Regions from separate parts of the Homo sapiens genome. Here region 1 is linked to region 2. Evidence: chromatin loops called from intact Hi-C (ENCODE). Cell type or tissue: chondrocyte. All regions are shown on one strand. Links, peaks and the distances in the headings refer to the core of each region. The heading gives the core; the rest is flanking DNA. Region 1 overlaps PHF21B (PHD finger protein 21B). Region 2 overlaps FBLN1 (fibulin 1).

The links. A loop is a pair of places that touch in the nucleus more often than their neighbours do. Peaks named below come from ENCODE experiments on the same cell type or tissue, not always from the same donor. Only the 100,000 strongest peaks of a DNase experiment are listed, where the experiment ranks them.
Region 1: a loop joins it to region 2, with 3 times the contacts of the local background. A loop is called at or near these places in 2 of 110 quality-filtered maps.

Annotation. Positions count from the first base shown.
Region 1 is chr22:44,971,860-44,979,859 of GRCh38, forward strand. All of the region lies in intron 2 of PHF21B (PHD finger protein 21B), which reads right to left. Among named protein-coding and RNA genes, the nearest start is that of PHF21B, 34 kb to the right of the region's middle. RefSeq lists silencers at 3,770-4,064, 3,794-3,963 and an enhancer at 7,490-8,000. In chondrocyte, for the core only: CTCF peaks have their summits at 3,971 (motif pointing right) and 4,172; a DNase peak (open chromatin) is centred at 3,880.
Region 2 is chr22:45,548,033-45,561,011 of GRCh38, forward strand. It overlaps FBLN1 (fibulin 1), which reads left to right. Exons shown (of 17, transcript NM_006486.3): 13 at 581-712; 14 at 2,460-2,583. Among named protein-coding and RNA genes, the nearest start is that of LINC01589, 51 kb to the right of the region's middle. RefSeq lists enhancers at 339-1,126, 5,815-5,924. In chondrocyte, for the core only: CTCF peaks have their summits at 4,604, 4,810, 5,921 (motif pointing left) and 6,195; DNase peaks (open chromatin) are centred at 3,439, 4,059, 4,689, 4,819 and 3 weaker places.

The DNA of each region.
Region 1 (8,000 bases), core at 1-8,000, 580 kb before region 2:
CCTTGCATACCACCTGGTCCAGCACAAAGTAAGGCATGAAGCAGGCGCCCCACAGCTGCTAATAAACACATAAGAAAACAGGCTCAGGGAGGTTAAGCAACTCCTATCCCTGGGTTGCAGTTGGGGGGAGAGATGAGGGTTCCAGTGGGCTCAGGACAGGGTCACCCATACCGGCTGCACTGAATGCTTTAGGGTGGGCAACACTGTGTCTGCTCAGACCTGCAGGCCCTCCCCTAATGAATGACAGGGCTGGGTCTTGGGGGAGCCCTCACAGTAGAAAACATGAATGAGAGATAAAGGCTTGGCTTTGAAATTCAAGTTCCTTTGTATTCTTCATCAACTTCTTACCAGAGACATGACTCAGATGGGCTTTCCCAGACCTGATCGCTTTGATGTTGCTAATGAAAATATGAAAGGTGATTAAGGAGGACGTTTCTTTTTTCTTTTGACTTTGGTAAAATGTATCATGAGTGACGGATTTGGGCATTTCGGCCTGTTGTGCATTTTCATCATTTTGTTAAGAGGGGAAAAAACCTGAAAAGCCAAAGAAGCTTGAAACCAAGTGTTGGCGGACGCTGCTGCTCAGTGGAACGAGGAAGCCGAAAACCGAGTGTTGGCAGACGCGGCTGCTCAGTGCAATGAGGAAGCCGGAAACCGAGTGTTGGCGGACGCGGCTGCTCAGTGGAACCAGGAAGCCGGTGCTGGCTCTCCAGGCCCACACTGCACGCCCTGACATGGCTCCTCAGTGGAAACTCCTCATGTACGTCGGCTCAGGGTGCTCTGGGCAGAAGCGGACATCGTGTGGGTCCTTGAAAGCCCTCACTCAGTCAGTCAACAAACACTGAGCACCTGCTGCATGTCCCACCCAGGTGGAGCTGAGCTTCTCCTAGGACAAATAGGATTCTGCCCCTCTCCCTGTCCCAAAGCTGTGTGCAAAGGAGCTGTGTGTCCGTCCCCCTACAGACAGGGACTGTGTCTTTGCTGCCAGACAACTTGGGCCCTGGCACAGGCCTGGTGCCAAGGCCCAAGTAGGCCAAGGAAGTAGGGGCGGGGGAGGGAGGTTGGCAGGCAGGGCGCTCAGAGATGAGGAGGCACACCCTCCCCGCCATGCAGGAGGTCCTCAGCTGTGAGAATGACACCAGGTGACTGTCACTTTAACAAACTCCCACTCCGGGCTCTGATGACCCTCAGCTTTGTTGTCAGAATTAAGTGCAAACACTATGACTGACTCCCCACCCCCAGTCATCACAGCCCGGTGGAGTCTGTGTGTCTGTGTTTAATACAGAAGTCCCCGAGGGGCTGCATTCCCTTCAGGTCCTCAGGCCCCAGTCAGAGAAAACGGGGTCTGCTGGTCTCCACCCTGTCCCCTCCCTGTCCCTGGACCCTGGGTCCGCCAAAGAAGCAAAGAGAAGATTCAAGTGCACTCAACCTATGCACATCAACTTCCAGATTGGCAGATGTCAGCTCCCACCCCTGAAACCAGAAAAAAGTTAAGCAAACTGAAAATCAGTGACTTTTCTTAGAATCCTCAGAAAATTGAGGTTACAGGACAAACAGCCAACCCTAAAACTAAAGAGACAGGCGGAGACAGAGAACCACAGCTCACAGTGAGGACAGGCTGCTGGAGCCAGGAACTGGGAGGAACAAAAAGGCAACTTCAGCGAACTGCTCAAGCTGAGTGGGGGCTACCTCAAGACTTAAAACCTAGGGGCTCAGCGTGGGGTGGGGGGCACACTTTTATAAGGCTTACCTTCAGAAACCCCACCAGGGTCTCCAAGTGAATACTGGAGAAAAATCCCACTGTGCTTGACTGGGGTGAGGGGAAAAGGAACCATTCTGAAACACAACTAACATATACAGAGTACCCACTGTATTCCCAGCTTTCTCAAGACAGTGTAAGGGTGGGGTCGCCATGGGAGAGGAAAGTGTGGCTCTTGTCCCCAGAAGCTATGCAACTAGCTGAACAAGACCTAGCCCAGCACTGGGAAGTCAGGGAAGACTTCTTGGAGGAGGTGGTGCCAAGTCAATTCTTAACAAATTAGCAGGAATAAGCCAGAAGAGGAGGCAGGTAAGGACAATGTAGGCAGAATTAGCAGAAACAACACTAGGGGCGTAGTTTTTGGACACCAGTGAGACACCCTGGCCAGGCTGACACTCCTCCTTGCTCAGAAGTACTAAAAGCTTTGGGCTGAGGCCACAGCAGACAGGCGTGACTATCAGTTCCATTCTCTGCCTGGAGTGTTTGTGTGTGATGCTGTAAACGTGCATATGCGGCCAGGTGCGGTGGCTCACGTCTGTAATCCCAACACTTTGGGAGGCCGAGGCAGGTGGATCACTTGAGGGCCAGGAGTTCGAGACCAGCCTGACCAACATGGCGAAACCCTGTCTCTACTAAAATATAAAAATCAGCTGGGCATGGTGGCGGATGCCTGTAGTCCCAGCTACTCGGGAGGCTGAGGCAGGAGGGTCACTTGAGGCCAGGAGGTTGAGACTGCAGTGAGCCATGATCGCACCACTGCACTCCAGCCTGGGCGACAGAGACCCTGTCTTAAAAAAAAAAAAAAAAATGCATATGCTTAAGGACACAGAGGTCTGCACAAACACACCCTGACATGACACATGCTTACATTTTCACCCAAACAGCCGACATACCCACATGTGTTGGTACCACCCTGCACAAAGTCCTACATCCGTGCAGCTTACATTGAGTTTTAACACTAGGCAAATCCACTGTGACCACAGCGGGTCACTTCCGGGCCCTCGTCACCACCTGACCTGCTCATAGATGCAGCCTGGTGCTATACAGTGTGTGTCCAATCAGACCAGAAATTGGAGGAGAAAGAGAGCTCTTCAAACAGCAGGTATCCCGCCTCCCATGCTGGGTTTACAGTTCAAATCAGAGCGCTGAGCGTGAATATGATTTAGATCTAATAAGACCAGGGTGGTATATGGAGATATAGATGCCAACCAATTTGTTTCAATGAATAGCGTAATATTCTCTGTTATTGAAAATTCTGATCATATTAATACCACTCAGTACCCAATCATTGAACAAGCAGATCAAAATGAAATGTGAATTAACACATGGGTGTTGTGATGAGAAACAAACATCCTACAATTCAAAGCTGAAAGAATCCTCAGACATCCTCCTGTCGGTCTCTGTCTCTCCTCCAGCATGGAGCCACAGCCTGTCCTGGACGCTGACCCCACCTTCTCCTCTCTCTCCACCTGCTCCCCAATCTGCACCCTTGGCTGAGGGAAGAGAGCAGAGAATCTTCCTGAAGCCCCCATCACCATCCTCCTCTCACCCCTTCTCCATCAAACCCACCTTTTCTCCAGGGAAGCAGAATCAAGGGTCCAAGCTCCTGGCTGAGACACTTCAGCTCCCTCAGCCAGCCCCACGCCTGGGATGAGCCCAAGGAGTGACCAGCACCTGCCTGGCCTTGGACTCCCCCTCTGGCCACCGTGACACTGTTCCTTCCGGAGCAGGAAGCGCCTTTGGGTGGGTGTCTCACAGAGCCATAAGAGGCCCCTGTCCCTCCCCTCCCTCCAGCCAGCCTAGAAAGTGTATGGAGAGCAGGCGTCCCTCTAGGCCTGGTGACATCGGTACTGCACATGGAGTCCCCTCATGAGTCGCAAGCAGGTCTCATCACTGGGCGCCCTCCTGCCCTGACAGCAGAGAGGGTTTTCTAAGCATTTACAGAACACCGAGCTATGCTGCGCACTGTGGCATGAGCTTCTTCCAGCTCATCTCAGCCTACGAGGAAGGCAGGAGGGAACCCAGGCTCCTGCCACCTTCCTCCCCAAAGCTGCGGCCAAATCAGCGAGGGAAGCCCACGGCCACGCCCAGTAAAGAGGCTGCCCTGAGTGCTGTCCGTGGTGCTGAACCAGCAGGGCTCTTGGGGCCAGCGGGTCCTCCCACCCAGGGCTCCACTTCCAACTCGCCCAGGAGAGGGCGCTGGTCAGTTTTGCTTCATTTCCAGAATTTACCTTGGTTAAAAAGAAAACCTATTTTAAAAATTTTGGGTTGGGCACAGTGGCTCACGCCTGTAATTCCCAGCATTTTGGGAGGCCAAGGCAGACGGATTGCTTGAGTTCAAGAGTTCGAGACCAGCCTGGGCAACATGGCGAAACCTCATCTCTACAAAAAAATTCAAAAAATTTGGCCTGGCATGGTGGTGCACACCTGTAGTCCCAGCTACTCAGGAGGCTGAGGTGGGAGGATCACCCGAGCCCAGGAGGCTGAGGCTGCAGTGGGTCATGATTGCGCCACTGCACTCTAGCCTGGGCGACAGAGCAAGACCCTGTCTCAAGAAAACATTTTGTTTTTAATTGACACATAACTACATATTCATGGGGTACAGTAGGATATTTTGATGCATGTACATATTGTGTAATCATCAAATCAAGGTATTTAGCATATCCATCGCCTCATACATTTATTATTTCTTTGTGGTGAGAACACTCAAAATCCTCTCTTCACACTGTCTTAAGATACATAATACCATATTGTTAGCACAACAGTCACCCTGCTGTGCAATGGAACACCAGAACTATTCCTCCCACCTAACTGTAACTTTGTACCCATTGACCAATCTTTCCCTATCCAAACTTTTAAAATGTGGACTTCATGCCATTTTAGAAGGAAAAAAGCAAAATTACAATTCACATTTCACAATTTACACAGTTGGTTTCATGCACTTTTGACTGTTCCGTCTTGTTTCTGCAAGTTATACAAGTTGCAGCCTCTGGGGAGCTGGAAGTGTCCTGTCCCTGGAGGTCCTTGTATGTCCAAGGACAGCCCAGACCCATCTGCCTGTACTAAAGCACAGAATTTCACATTTGAGGCAGGAAGCCCCACACCTACAGGCCCATTTAAAAACATACAGATGTTTTATTAAGTACTGAAGAGAGATTAAAGGTTCTAAAACGTGTAACATTTGAAGAATAATACCAGAAGCATCCATGTACATAGCACTCGGGTTAAGAAAGTGGCCAGGGCCGGGCGGGGGCTCACAATGCAGTCCCAGCACTTTAGGAGGCCCAGGTGTGAGGACCGCTTGAGCCCAGCAGTTCAAGACCAGCCTGGGCAACATGGCAAAACCCTGTGTCTACAAAAGATGCAAAAAAGGTGGCACACTCCTGTAGTCCCTGCTATTAATACTAGGGAGGCTGACCTGGGCCCGAGAGGGTGAGGCTGCAGTGAGCTGTGATCATGTCACTGCACTCCAGCCTGGATGACAGAATGACACCCTGTCTCAAAAAGAAAAGAAAGAAAAAAACGAAGAAAGGAAAAAATAAAATAAATATTCACTTTGAAATCCTCCACTCGCTACAGGTAACTACTACTATTTTGTATTTTTCATTCCCAGACTTTTTTTTTAATAGTTTACCACATATGTATATCAAAAAGTGTATCAGGCCAGGCACGGTGGTGGCTCACACCTGTAATCCCAGCACTTTGGGAGGCCGAGGTGGGCAGATCACCAGAGGTCAGGAGTTTGAGACCAGCCTGGCCAACATGGTGAAACCCCATCTTTACTAAAAATACAAAAATTAGCCAGGTGTGGTTGTGTGCGCCTGTAAGCCCAGCTACTTGGGAGGCTGAGGCAGGAGAATCACTTGAACCTGAGAGGCGGAGGTTGCAGTGAGATGCGATCATACCTCTACACTCCAACCTGGGTGACAGAGCGAGACTGTGTCTCAAAAAAAAAAAAAAGGATATCGCTTGTTTTTTGGGATGGGATCTTGCTCTGTCACCCAGGCTGGAGTGCAGTGGCATAATCATGGCTCACTGCAGCCTCAACCTCCTGGGCTCAGGCGATCTTCTCACCTCAGCCTCTAGAGTAGCTGGGGCTACAGGTGCATGCCACCACACCCAGCTCATTTTTCATTTTTTTTTTTTTTTGTAGAGATGGAGTTTTACCATGTTGCCCAGGCTGATCTCGAACTCCTGGCCTCAAGTAATCCTCCCACCATGGCCTCCCAAAGTGTGTGATTACAGGTGTGAGCCACTGCACCTGGCCTGCATGTTTTGAACTTTAATTAAATGAAATCATATGAAGTTTTCTTCTGCAACTTTTTGAAGAAAACTTCAACTCCAAGCTCCCAAGAGTCAAGGTTGTTGCACGTGGCCTCACTCATTCCTTTTCCTTGCTGTAGACACAGTGCATACATGTGCATATTTATCCATTATCCATCAGTGGTGGCCACATTCTGTTGTATTTCATTTTGGCTGCTAGGATTTTCAGGCCTCCCAGGACACGTGTGTAATAATTTCTCTATGGGAAATACCTACAAGTGGGATCTCCGGTTTGCAGGAGATGTACATCTCCCCTCATCTTTACTAGATGTTTCCGAATTGTTTTCCAAATTCTCCCACTTCCCACCCAGCAGCACTCCTCACACCCAGGAGCCCCCAACACCGTCATCATTCTCCTTCAGTGTTGGTATTCGTCTGGAAGAAACAAAAAGGACTCTCCCTGTGATTTTGTTTTTGTTTGTTTTGTTTGTTTTTTGAGATGGAGACTCCCTGCGATGCCCAGGCTGGAGTGCAGTGGCGCGATCTAGGCTCACTGCCACCTCCGCTTCCCGGGTTCAAGCGATTCTCCTGCTTCAACCTCCTAAGTAGCTGGGACTATAAGCATGCGCCACCACACCTGGCTAATTTTTGTATTTTCATAGAGACAGGGTTTCTCCATGTTGGTCAGGCTGGTCTCAAACTCCTGACCTCAAGTGATCCACCCGCCTCGGTCTCCCAAAGTGCTGGGATTACAGGCGTGAGCCACCACGCCCAGCCTCCCTGTGGTTTTCATCAGCATTTCTCTGATTCGGGTAAGGCATCCTCCCAATTGTAGAATGACCGCCCTTTTTTCCTCTTCTACTACACCTGCCCAATCTCCTGGCTCCCGTAGGAGCTAACCAATCTCCTGGCTCCCATAGGCGAAGGCTGTTGACAAGATGGTTTCATTCTGAGGAACAAAGGATGTGTCCACAGGGGAACCAGGTGGCCACTGCTGTGTAGACTCTGCGTGCAGCTGCTGCATCTGGAGATCCCAGGTGAGGCAGGCCCACTGGCCCCGGGGAGAAAACGCAGGACAGGGCATCTTCCCAGTTCACAGCCTCACCCCCAGTAACAACCACCCCCTGCAATGAAACTGCACTTTGGGCTCAGAAAACATTTCTTCCAGCTTTGTCCCTTTCCAGCACCCCTAGACCTCGCTGCCACGTGGCTCAGGCAGCTCCAGCTGCAGCCCCCTAAGGGTAGACCACATCTGGTTCATTCTCTCCTGCACCCACAGTGCTTGGCAGAGATCTAGAGTGTGGAGGATCCTCCTGCTGGCTTGGGGGCAGTGGGGTACAGGGAGGAGGTGCCATCTGGGGGCTGCCTCTCTGAGCAGCCCTGGTCCTTTGGTATTGGCGGCCTGATGAACACAGTGGCCAAGGCCAAGTTCACGTGTGACACCAGGGAAAGAGCAGCCAACACTCCAGAGGCTGTCGTGGTCTCTGACAGGCACCCGAGGTCGTGCAAGGGCACTCAGGAGGCAGTCTTAAGGACAGGCGGGGCTGCAGGACTGCCAGCCCCCTCCCAGCCATAGGAAGGCAGACCCTGACCCCTTCCTGCAGCCCCTGGAGGGCAGCCAGTGGCAGAAAGGAAAGGTTGTCTCATGTCTGCCCAGTGTCCTCCCCAGCCTTCTCCAACTCTGGCCTGTGACGTGCCCAGCGCCGTGGCAGCTGTGCCTCTCCCCTCTTGGCTCCTCCAGCTCCTTCCCTGCTCAGAGGGAGACTTGGTGTCCATGACTATCTCCATTTACCGGCTGTGTGTGCTCAGACACTTTAAGCTGTGCCCAGTTTATGGTGTTTGGGCTTTCAAAATGTCTTGTTGTCTTGCTTGTTTTTGTTCATTGAGGTAAAACCATTGACATAATATAAAAGTAACCATTTCACTTCTGTAATCCTAGCACTTTGGGAGGCTGAGGCAGGGGGATCATTTGAGGTCA
Region 2 (12,979 bases), core at 2,608-10,607:
AGGTGTGTGTGTATTTTGTTTGCTTGTTTGTTTTTGAGACAGAGACAGCTCTGTCACCCAGGTTGGAGGGCAGTGGTACAAACACGGCTCACTGCAGCCTCCATCTCCTGGGATCTAGCAATTCTCCCACCTCTGCCTCCTTGAGTAGCTGGGCCCACAGGCATGCACCAGTATGCCTGACTAACTTTTTTGATTTTTTGTAGACACAGGGTCTCACTTTGTTGCCGAGGCTGGTCTCGAACTCCTGGGCTCAAGTAACCCTCCTGCCTCAGCCTCCCATGCCTGGGATTCCAGGCATGAGCCAGTGCACCCAGCTGAGGTGTGTTTCTTATTATTGAACTGTGGTCCATATTTCCCCCTGCCCGCCACATGCATACTTCACACCATGAACTTGCTGTGTGACCCTAGGCTAGTCCCATCGCCTCTCTGAGCACGATGGTCTCTGAGGCTTCCTGTGTTCAGCTTGTCCTGTGCTGCTGCCCTCCCGGGCCCCAGTGCAGCCCCCAGGGCGATGTAGCATGGCCAGCAGCCATGGCCAGGTGCCAGGACACTGAGGCTGAGGTGGGCTTTGCCGTTGCAGACATCGACGAGTGCGCCCTGCCCACCGGGGGCCACATCTGCTCCTACCGCTGCATCAACATCCCTGGAAGCTTCCAGTGCAGCTGCCCCTCGTCTGGCTACAGGCTGGCCCCCAATGGCCGCAACTGCCAAGGTGAGCAGGAGGGATGCCCTGGGGTCCCTCACGCTCTGCTTGGGGCCCTGCAATGTCGTGGGGCTGAGGCTGGGCTCGGGGGCTGTGCTTCCCCAACCCAAGGGCCACAGCACAGATGGAATGCATTCAGGAAAAGGAGGCCCACCCCATCCAAGGGGTGTCCTGGGGTCTGCAGCACCCTGGTCTCCTACACCCAGGCCCCAGCACACTTGTCCTCTGGATTGTCTGAGCCTGTGGCGGCTGCATCCGGCAGGAACACTTCAGCCCTCCTCCCCTCCCCTCAGCAGCCCCGTAAAGGCTGGAACAGAGGCCTTTAGGAAGATGCCCGCCAGGGAGGAAGCAGTCCAGGCCAGGGGATGGCGTGGCCTGGTGTGGGATGGCCCAGGGATACTCATGGCTATGGGTCAGCTCCAGCATCGGCTAAGTAATGGTGGCCAATGGCATTGGTTCTGCATTCAGCCCCCTTTTCTACGAATGCTCTAGGGGGCAGTGTGTGTCCCCCAGAGCCATCTGATAACCATCCATTCAATCACTGACAGCGGGTGCTGAGTAGATGTTTGTGAGCGCGTGATCCTCAGTGTACACACTGCGCCCAGAAGCTGAGTCATGGAGGTGGGGCTGTCCAGCCAGTTCCTCGGGAGCCCCACACAGGACTGTGGATCCTGGGGCTCTGGAAGCCCCCTGGGTCCCACAGATGTAGCTTCTGGTCATGAGGAAGGTGACTTTGATGAAAGGCAGGCAGGAGCTGCGGTGTTTCCTGGGAGGCCCCCTCCGCTTGCCCTGGGCTCTGGATGGAAGGCTGGTTGTGTCTGCATTTCTGACGGAGCAAATGACTTTTCTCCTGGCCAGGCTCCCTCACCACAGCCTGGGGTCCCGCCCAGACTCAGCATAAACACATTCCTGAGCCGGGCCTTTGAGGCTGGGGAGTGTTGTTTTTGCCACCGATGCTCAGGCATTTGGCACCTCTTAATGGATGTCTCCCAGGGTTGGTGACAGCCCCTGAGCCCCACTGTTTGGCTGCTCCAGAGTCTATGGGAGTTGGGCTGCTCCCCCATCTCCAGGGGCCTCTCAGTGTGGTGCCCCAGGCCCCATCCCAGGAGTCCCAGACCTGGTGGTTCCAGTCCACCCTGAACAGCCACCAACCCCAACACACAGGCAAGACGTATGATCCCTCGAAGGCTGTTTTTCTCATTGTTGTGTGGAGCTAGCAGCTCCTGCCCTTTTCTCCTAAGAGGTTGAGTCACACCTAGGGTAAGGGTGCTGAGCCTCGGGAGCCACAGAGAGGCTCTGGTTAGTTAGTGTATGGACTCTGATGCCAGCCTGCCCGGGTTCAAAGCTCAGCTCTGACATTTATAAAATGTGTGACCTCAGGCAGGTCTCTTAAGCTCTGTGAGCTCCTCATAAAATGAGGATCATAACAGTATCTGCCTCATTGAGTTCTTAGGAGGATTCAGTGACTTATCCTTGCGAGGTACTCCCAGGACCCATCATGTAGTGTTTACTTTTACCATCGTCACGCTCCCTCCAGGGATTGCGAATGATAAGTTAACACTCTATAAATGTAAATACCCTATAAATGTAAGAACTGGCACAGGACGCTGCTCTGAAGATCAGCCAGTGGAGGGCAGGGATGGCCTGATCGCCACCCCTAACCCTAGTTGATGGGAGGCCTGGGCTCCTCCGTCTCCAGATGGGTATGGCTCCTGCAGCCTCTGCCTTCACTGTGCTGCTGTGGGGTCTCTTGCAGACATTGATGAGTGTGTGACTGGCATCCACAACTGCTCCATCAACGAGACCTGCTTCAACATCCAGGGCGGCTTCCGCTGCCTGGCCTTCGAGTGCCCTGAGAACTACCGCCGCTCCGCAGCCACGTAAGTCCCTTGGACCATGCCATCGTCGTCTGTCTGTGTTGGCCTTCCTGGTGACCCAGTTCCCGGGTGGGTGGGTTATCAGGCTGTGACCTCGGTGTCCTCCCATGAGGGACTCAGGGCACTCAAAGATCACCTGATCCCTGGCCCTCAAGCCCCTAAATGCTAGTGACACTGGTCTCGGAAAGTCAAGGGGGTAACTGCAAATGAGTCTGGGGTCTATAGTCATGTTTTCAGGCCAAGGCTGTGCACAGAACCAGGAGAAACCACAGCCCTCTTTTTTCCTAGGGTGGAAGCCTTGGGCAAGCTCTCTGGGCCTCAGTTTCCTCATCTGTAACATGCAGATGTCAGAACGTGCTCTGACTGAGATGCATAGGTAGCAATGTCTCCATGTCAGCCCAAAGCCAGGGAGCCGATGTGACCTGTTGGACGTTGTTGTTAGGTGCCCACCTGAAAGCCAGAATTCGTCCAGCCTGGTGACCGTGTGGGAACGGCATCAAAGATTCCAGATCCTAAACGTGGGGCTGCGTGCCCCTATGTCTTTGTAAGCTCACTCACTCCTAGGCCATCACGGCGCCCACTTGAGACCACGGTTCCCACTTCCTATCCCCCTTGCCCCTAATTGTATTCAGAAAGTCTCATTTAGTGCCACAGTCAGTTGCTTCAGGAAAAGCTCCATGCTGGGACCGATCTCAGGACTGTGGACTTGTGACCTCTCCCAGCACTCTGAGTGCACGATGCAGGCAGCCAGCTGTTTCCGAGGCCTTGGCCCCTTGACCTTCAGCCTGCCTTGGGCTCTTGGCCAGCTGCCCCCGCGACCTGAGGGTCAGTGGTAGTGTCCACCTCTTGACCCTAGGGGCAGCTGCCCTGGCTTGTGGCATAGCAAGGCTTCTGGGTACCCGAGCAGCCCCGTTGTCCCTGGCAGCCCTCCATATTCTTCCTGGCTTTGCGATTCTCATTGGCTGGCCCAGCCATTTCCCTGTTTCCCAGCACGGATTTCTGTCTGCTTGAAAACCCAACATCTTGTTTCCTTCCTGAGCTTGGGTTAGGAAAAAGCTGCCCCAAAACTGGGTTTGCAAGTCTGTAGCATCCCGAAGAGCTCATGGTTATGCAACAGCCTGCCCCAGGCAGTGACACTGCTTCTCTGAGCCATTAAGAAAGTTCGATGGCCTTGGCTGCAGGCTGTGCAGCCGTCTGTCATTGTAAGTTCACTCTCTCCCCAGCCTTTGTCAGCGCCTGGGCTTGAGGATTCCAGGAGGCTGGCTGTGGTTGTGACCTCGATTTCTAACTTGCGCACAGTCGTGAAACCACCTTTCGAAGAGGGGGAGGCTGCCCTGCACAGGGGCCCTGGCGCCTCCTAAGCCTGAGGGTGGGCGGGTTGGCCATGTGTGCTGAGGTCATGGCTGAAATCAGGGGAACCCAGCTCCACCCCTCATGTTGGCTGTGGAAGCCTCTGCCACCCCTCAGTGCTGGAGAAAGTCGTTTCTTCCTGGACCTACTGCGTGCAGGCACCTGGGTAGACAGCCCACAGAGGGCTTTGTCCCCGCACAGGCTCCGCCTTCGGCGTGTGTGCTAGGAGGGAGGAGGGGACCCCACCTGGCTGGGCGTGAGGGTGGGCAGGGGGCTGTCTGGAGTGGGCCATGCCTGCATGGAGGTGGAAGGGGGAGCGAATTAGGCAGAAGCGGCGGGAGTATGGACACATGTGCGGTGAAATGGGGAGTTCAGCCTGAAACCTGGGCCCTGTGTGCTGTGCAGTAAGGGATTGAGCTGCTGGGCGCCTGGCTTGTTCCAGCCCTTGGACTCCCGGGACTGATAGTGAGGAGGGGCCACCCCCTCTCAGCACTGCTAACCCCTCAGACTGGAGTTTTGTATTTTACAGCCCCTTTTCCTGCTCATCAAAAATCGAAGCTGCTTAACACGTTTTTTCATCTAAGCTTCAGAAAGCAATTTTTAAAATCTAAAAGAGCCATATTTAGGAGGGACCCATGGCCGGCGCTTCTGTGGTTAACAACTCAGCAAGAGCGCCTCCTTCGGGAGCCTTGACAGACAGGACTGCAGAGTCCGCTGCTGTGCCTTTCTCTCTCTCTCCACTCAGACGGCTTCCATCTGGGGAACATCCCGGCGGCCGAGGGCTGGTAACTGGAGCATGACCCAGGAAGCTGGGCCGCAAACCACAGGGCTCGGCCTTGTGGACAGGACCAGGCTGTTACAGTCCTGCCCACACAATTCCCTTCTGCCCGCAGGAGGAAGTGTGCAAAGCTGTCCCACAGCCTTCATGGGGCCGGACACATCCTCTTTATCCCCTCAGTGGGGCCGGCGCCTGATGACCTGTGGTCTAGAAAGCTGGAGCAAAGCCGGGTGGCCTTGGTTGCCGCTTCCCGGGGATGGGACACGAGTGAACAGCTGTGGGCCTGAGGGTGTAACACGGTGGACGGTGGCAGAGATAGAGCCGTCGATGGCCCCCCTGCCTTGGCCAGTTCCTGGGGCTTGTCTCCCGGACGACGAGCGTGTGAAAGTCAGGAAAATGCCGGCAGGGATATCCACAAGCACCTGGGGTGGCCAGAACTGCCGTGCCTCCCAGGAGAAGGAGGGGGCCTAGAGGGCCTTTTTTCTCTGGTGTGTGGTGGCTTAGGATCATTTCCATAGAGCTTGAGGTGTTAGGGTCAAATGTGTTGAACTGGCAAGTTGGAGCACATTGTCCTCTAACGCATGACATGGCCCAGGATGGGTGGCCTGCTGAGGGGACATGTCTGGAAACCAGGGCCTGCGTGGCAGGGGGGGACGGGGCGGGCTCGCCTATGCCCTGCTCTGTAATACATTCAGTGATGACAACCCGTCCCTGACCTAGACACACTGGCTAAAAGGGATTTTTGGGCCGTTCCCAGTCTGACAGGCAGTTTGCCAGACAGTTATGTTTCTGGTGTTTTAAAAAGTTTGAGTAGAGCGAAGTACGATCATTGAAGCCAGGACTTACCAGGAAAATCAAGGACATGTTTATTTTTGTGCATTAGTCATTTGCAAAGCACATAGCGGGTGCCCCAGGCCCTGCTCTTTGTCCAGAAGGAGCCAGCCCAGAAACTCCTAGTGTAGAGAAGGTTTTGGGGTGCTCTGAGGAATGACTGTGTGGGGTCGGAGGGGGAGCCTCCAGGGGAGGAGTGACCAGTCGCTGTGTGTGATGACGGCGGGAGCTGCACCAGAACACCACGCACACCTCCCATTGCTTTCCTCCGCTTCCCTCTGGCAAAACAAATTCCATCCCTGGTTAGTACCCGCCATGCTGAGAGAAGCGGGAAGCCGAAATCCCACCAGGGCGACTCTAGCGCCACCTGCTGACCAGCCCCATCCAGGCTGGTCCTGAAGTTGCTGGTGTGTGTGCGTGTGCGCGTGCTTGTGTGTGTGCATACATTGTGTGTGTAAAAGCTTTGAAGTAAGACAGGCCGACTTTGAAAGCCAAGCTTGCCCCTTACGACACACCACGGAGCTATCAGCAAGTTCTGCATCCTCAATGGGCGTCTGTCTTCCAGCCAGTAGAGCGGGAGGACGATGGGAGACAGTGGAGGGAGCGAGTGGAAGGAAAGTCTGCTGCTTGCAGCCTGCTCCCTGCACCCGGAAGCGCAGTTCACCTGCACCCGGAAGCACAGCTCATGGGTCCCATGCTCCTCCCCCAGTTCACGGACGCTTTGGTCATAGCTCCTCAGAGGCCCCCCTGGGGGAGAGCTCTCAGATCGCCTGGAGCACTCCCGTTTGGCCTGGACCTGGGCATCTCTGGGGCAGGCCACCGCCAGCAGCACCCGTGCCCACCTTCTTTCCTGCCTCTGTTTTGGGCCCCTCCCAGGCAGGACTCCCCCGTTCAGTGCCCCTGACTCCCAGGCCAGTCCTTTCTAAGAGCTTGGAATGATCACTAGCCAAGTAAATGCAAGGCCTCCTGTCAGTCCTGACAAACCTGGAAAGAGGAGGTAAAAGGAGACCCCAGTCTCGATAAATGCCTCAAGCAAGTCCAAGTAACCCAGCACGAGACATGGAAACTTAAAAAGCCAAAAGGGAGATGTGATAGAAGGCCAGGACGAGAGGATGCTCCTGACCTCAGAATCCAGACACAGCCCAGATGGCAGGGCTTCCTGGAGCACCTGGGCCAGGTCCTCTGGGGCTCCGCACCTGGGCCCTGCTTCCTCAGGCAGCCACCTTCAGAGTATGATGGGCCAGGAGTTCAGTACACAGGAGACGACCCCTGTCCCATCTTGTGACAAGAAATTAGAACTTGTTACTATCCTGTAGCGGAAGATAATACCGATCTCCATCCTGTCACAGGAGGTTAGAATCTGTAACAGGAAGTTGGAATCTGTGCTCATCCTATACAGGAAGTTAGGACCCGTCCCCGTCTCCACCACAGGAAGTTAGGACCCGTCCCCGTCTCCACCGCAGGAGGTTAGGACCCGTCCCCGTCTCCACCGCAGGAGGTTAGGACCCGTCCCCGTCTCCACCGCAGGAGGTTGGGACCCGTCCCCGTCTCCACCCCAGGAGGTTGGGACCCGTCCGTGTCTCCACCGCAGGAGGTTGGGACCCGTCTCTGTCTCCACCACAAGAAGTTTGGACCTGTATTAGGGTTCTCTAGAGGGACAGAACTAATGGAATATACATATATATATATATATAAAATGGAATATATATATATATATATAAAATGGAATATATATATGGAATATATATATAAAGTGGAGTTTATTAAGGATTAACTCACATGATCACAAGGCCCCACAATAGGCCATCTCCAGGCTGAGGAACAAGGAGAGCAGTCTGAGTCCCAAAAATGAAGAAAAAATGAGTCCAATGTTTGAGGGCAGGAAGCATCCAGCACGGGAGAAAGATGTAGGCTGGGAGGCTAGGCCAGTCTCTCTTTTCACGTTTTTCTGCCTGCTTATGCTGTAGCCGTGCTGGCAGCTGATTAGTTGGTGCCCACCCAGATTAAGGATGGATCTGCCTTTCCCAGCCCACTGACTCAAATGTGAATCTTTTTTGGCAACACCCTCACAGACACACCCAGGATCAATACTTTGTATCCTTCAATCCAATCAAGTTGACACTCAGTATTAACCATCACAAGTCCACCCCTTGTCAACTTGAACCCATGCACATCTCCTGAGATCATACATAATCTTCAAATAAAGACAATAATAAGATCATAATTACACCTAACATAACTATACTTCATACGACCAGAAACTCACCAATCCCCAACCCAAATACTATTATATAAAGTTAACGATACTTAAATGCTGATGTGAATTCAATAAATCTTATGTCACTTGATAAAAGAGAAAGGAAATAAAATGAAGTCATTTTTGTTAGTACAAGTGTATACATGCACAAACATTTTTGATTGTTTTTTGTTTGTGTGTTTTTTAAGACAGAGTCTCCCTCTGTTGCCGAGGCTGAAGTGTGGTGGTGTGATTTTGTCTCACCGCAACCTCCACGTCCCGAGTTCAAGTGATTATCCTGCCTCAGCCTCCTGAGTAGCTGAGATTACAGGTGTGCACCACCATACCCAGCTAATTTTTCTATTTTAAGTAGAGATGGGGTTTCACCATGTGGGTCAGGCTGGTCTTGAGCTCCTGACCTCAAGTGATCCTCCCGCCTCGGCCTCCCAAAATGCTGGGATTACAGTCGTGAGCCACAGCACCTGGCCATGTTTTTAAAAGAAGGAGGAAATACTCACGACAATTACAGTCCTCGTTTCTGCAACTGGTCACATGGCTCGTAGCTGGTATTGATGACTGCCTTCTTCTACTACCCATTCTGTATTCCCTTTGCCTTCAGCAAGCACCTTGGCAGATCTTGTTTTTTTTTTTTCCTGGTGGAGTGACCCAAACCTTCATTCCTGAAGGGTCTGGGTCATTTGTAGTCCTGCCTGGATTGGGCTGTTGTAGTTTCCCATTGACCTTAATCACAGGGCATGGTAATACTGAGAGATGCCCTAATGGATCTCCTGTATTCCATGCATACTCTAACTTATCTTCATTTTGGAGTAGTAGACTGATTTCATCTTGATAGTCTGGGTCAGCCACCCCAGCCAACACTGTAACTCCCTTCTTAGCCTGTTGACTTAAAGGTAGGAGGAGCTTCAAGTGTCCAGGTGGCAATCTTAATTTCCAGTTTAATGGAATCCTTGTTCTGTCTCCTGGTGGCGGCGTTCCTCCCTCTGGAACTAAGACCTCTAGGCCAGCAGAACGTAATGTTGCAGGAACAGGAAGCAAAAATTTTGCTAGTGGATCACTAGGGGTGATGGTGAGTGGTGCCACTTCCATTTCCACCCTTGGATGCCTGGACCCGTGAATCCTGGCTATGGGAGAAACAGTGCCATAATATTGGACCCTGATTCAGAGCATACATGGCCTTCTGTAGAACTTTGTCCCAGCCCTGCAAAGTACTGTCACCTAGTTGGCATTGTAATTGTGACTTCAAAAGGCCATTCCACTATCCTATCAATCTACCTGCTTCACGACGATGGGGAACATGGTAAAACCAGTGAATTCCATGAGCATGAGCCCACTGCCACACCTCTTTAGCAGTAAAGTGAGTGCTTTGGTCAGAGGCAATGCTGTGTGGAATACCATGAGGGTGGATAAGGCATTCTGTGAACCCACGGATGGTAGTCTTGGCAGAAGCATCGTGTGCAGGATAGGCAAACCCATATCCAGAGTAAGTGTCTATTCCGGTGAGGACAAACCTCTGCCATTTCCATGATGGAAGAGGTCCAGTATAATCAACCTGCCACCAGGTAGCTGGCTGATCACCCCGAGGCATGGTGCCACATCGAGGGCTCAGTGTTGGTCTCTGCTACTGGCGAATTGGGTACTCAGCAGTGGCCATATCCAGGTCAGCCTTGGTGAGTGGAAGTCCATGTTGCTGAGCCCATGTGTAACCTCCATCCCTGCCACCATGGCCACTTTGTTCATGGGTCCATTGGGCAATGACAGGGGTGGCTGGGGAAAGAGGCCGAGTGGTGTCCACAGAATGAATCATCCTATCCACTTGATTATTAAAATCCTCCTCTGCTGAGCTCTTTTATGTGATATGGTGAGCACTCTCATGTGATACAAATATCTTCACAGTTTTTGACCACTCAGAGAGGTCTATCCACATACCTCTTCCCCAAATTTCATTGTCATCAATTTTCCAATCATGCTTCTTCCAAGTCCCTGACCATCCAGCCAAACCATTGGCCACAGCCCATGAATCAGTATGTAATCGCACATCTGGTCATTTCTCCTTCCATGCAAAGTGCACAACCAGGTGCATTGCTTGAAGTTCTGCCCACTGGGAAGATTTCCCTTTGCCACTGTCCTTCAGGGATGTCCTAGAAAGGGGCAGTAGTGCTGCAGCTGTCCACTTTCGGGTGGTGCCTGCATATCGTGCAGAATGATCTGTGAACCAGGCCCTAGTCTTCTCTTCCTCTGTCAGATGATCGTAGGGAACTCTGCATGAGGCCATCGGTGCAGGCTGGAGAAGAGAAGGCAAGTTGGCAGGAGTGGAGACCACGGGCATTTGAGCCACTTCCTCATGTAACTTAACTTGTGCCTTCAGGACCTGCTCAAGCCCGATCACGTATATACCACTTCCATTTGATGATGGAATGCTGCTGTTCATGACCAACTTTATGGCTAGATGGGTCAGAAAGCACCCAGTTCATGATAGGCAGTTCAGGTCATATGGTGACTTGATGACCCAGAGTCAAACATTCAGTTTCCACCAAAGCCCAGTAACAGGCCAAGAGCTGTCTCTCAAAAGGAGAGTAGTTATCTGCAGAAGATGGCAGGGCCTTGCTCCGAAAGCCTAGAGACCGCCACTGTGATTCACCTATGGGGGCCTGCCAAAGGCTGCAGCCAGCATCCTTATCTGCCACTGACACCTCAAGCAACATTGGATCTGCTGGGTCATATGGCCCAAGTGGCAGAGCAACTTGCACAACAGCCTGGACCTGTCATAGAGCTTTCTCCTGTTCTGGACCCCACTCAAAACTGGCAGCCTTTCAGGTCACTCGATAAATGTGCTGGAGTAACACTCAAACGAGGAATGTGTTGCCTCCAAAATCCAATAGGCCCACTAGGCGTTGTGTCTCTTTCTTGGTTGTAGGTGGGGCCAAATGCAGGCAACTTATCCTTCACCTTGGAATATCTCGACAGGCCCCAAACCACTGGACCCCTAGAAATTTTACTGAGGTAGAAGGTCCCTGAATTTTATTATCAGATTTATTTTCCATCCTCTGGCATGCAAATGTCTCACTAATAAGTCCAGTGTGTTTGCTACTTCTCACTTACTGGATCCAATCAGCATAATGTCACCAATTTAATGGACCAGCGTGATATCTTGCAGAAGCGAAATGCGATCAAGGTCTCTCCGAATAAGATTATGACATGAATAAGATTATGACACAAAGCCGGAGAGTTGATACACCCCTGAGGTATGACAGTGAAGGTATATTGCTGGCCTTGCCAGCTGAAGACAAATTGCTTCTGGTGGGCCTTGGAACAGGAATGGAGAAAAAGGCATTTGTCAAGTCAGTGGCTACATACCAGGTACCAAGAGATATGGTAATTTGCTCAAGCAATGAAACCACATCTGGTACAGCAGCTGCAAATTGGAGTCACCACTTGGTTAAACTTACGATAATCCGCTGCCGTTCACCAAGATCCATCTGTCTTCTGCACAGGCCAAATGGGAGAGTTGAACCGGGATGTGGTGGGAATCACCACCCCGCGTCTCAAGTTTTTGATGGTGACACTAATCTCTGCAATCCCTCCGGGAATACGATATTGTTTTTGATTTACTGTTTTTCTAGGTAGAGGCAGCTCTCATGGCTTCCATTTGGCCTTTCCAACCATAAAAGCCCTCACCCTACCAGTCAGGGAGCCAGTGTGGGGGTTCTGCCAGCTGCTAAGTATGTCTCTGCCAATTCTGCATTCTGGCACTGGGAAAATGACCACAGGATGAGTCCGGGGACCCACTGGACCCACTGTAAGTCAGACCTGAGCTAAAACTCCATTAATTACCTGACCTCCTTAAGCCCCTATTTAACTGGAGGGCCACAATGACGTTTTGGGTCCCCTGGAATCAACCTCAGCTCAGAATCAGTGTCCAATAGTCCCCAAAATGTCTGATCATTTCCCTTTCCCCAATGCAGTTACTCTGGTAAAAGGCCAGAGGTCTCTTTGGGGAAGGATGGGAGAAAGATTCACTGCATAAATTGTCAGTAATGTAGTGGGGTCCTTCCTCAAGAGGACCCGCCTCCCCTTCATTCAAGGGGTTCTGGGTCTGTAAACTGGTTCAAGTCTGGAAATTGATTGAGGGGCCGTGATTCTCTTTTTTTGTAATTCAAATTAGTCTTTTGTCCACTTGATCTAGAAGTTTTCGGCTTATACAAATCAAGTAGGAATGCAGTAGGCTTCCTATCAATTTCACTTCTAGGAACACTGTGATTAATTAGCCAATGCCAGAGCTCTACACGAGACAGACTATTCTGATTGCTGCTTTGCCTCTGCTGTCCATTACAGAAGCTACACCCACCTTGCCTTTGATGGTTGAGTGCTGTCACTTGGCCACTGCCACCTCAGGATCCAATTATTTCCATTGTATTTAAATTTTGTAGTTGAGTGACTGTGGTTCCCACTGTTAGATCTGACATACCAAGACGAGCAATTACAGGGCTCTTCAAAGATGCAGGTGCTGCCCTCACAAATCTGTTTCGAAAGACATTGGTCAAGGGTATATCTTCTGAATCCTCCCAACTTGGTTGAGTAGGTCTAAAGTGACTAATCCACTCCACCATCCCAATCTCCCTAAGTCTTTGGATTCCTTCCTCTACATTAAACCAAGGAAGACCAAGCATTTCCAGCTTGCTCACAGTGGGCCATCTCTTCATCCGTATTTCAGCTAAACCAGCAAATAAACTATTAGAACCTTTTTTAACTCCCCGAGTTGCAACATTAAATGCAGAGTCCCTGCTTAGTGGGCCTAAATCTGTAAATTCAGCCTAATCCAACGCTATGTTCCTTCCACCATTCTCCGACACCCTTAATATCCATTCTCATGCCCGTTCTCCAGATTAGTTTCTATAAATTAGAAAACTCAAGCAGTTCTTTTCGAGTGTAGCTCACTTCCTCATGGGTCACACTCTCAACCTCATCTCTAGGGGCCCGCCAGGACTTTAGTCTAGTTATAGGTCTAGAGGCAAACAGGGGTGTTAGGGGTGGCTCCTGAGGAGAATCAACATTATCTTGCCTGGCAACTGCCTCACAGGAGGCCATCACTGTTGCCTCAGGCAGCGTGGGGTTTATCTCCTTAGACAAAGGTGGAAAGGCTGATGGGTCGGGGCGGGGATGTTGCCACTACTGGGGATGGGGAA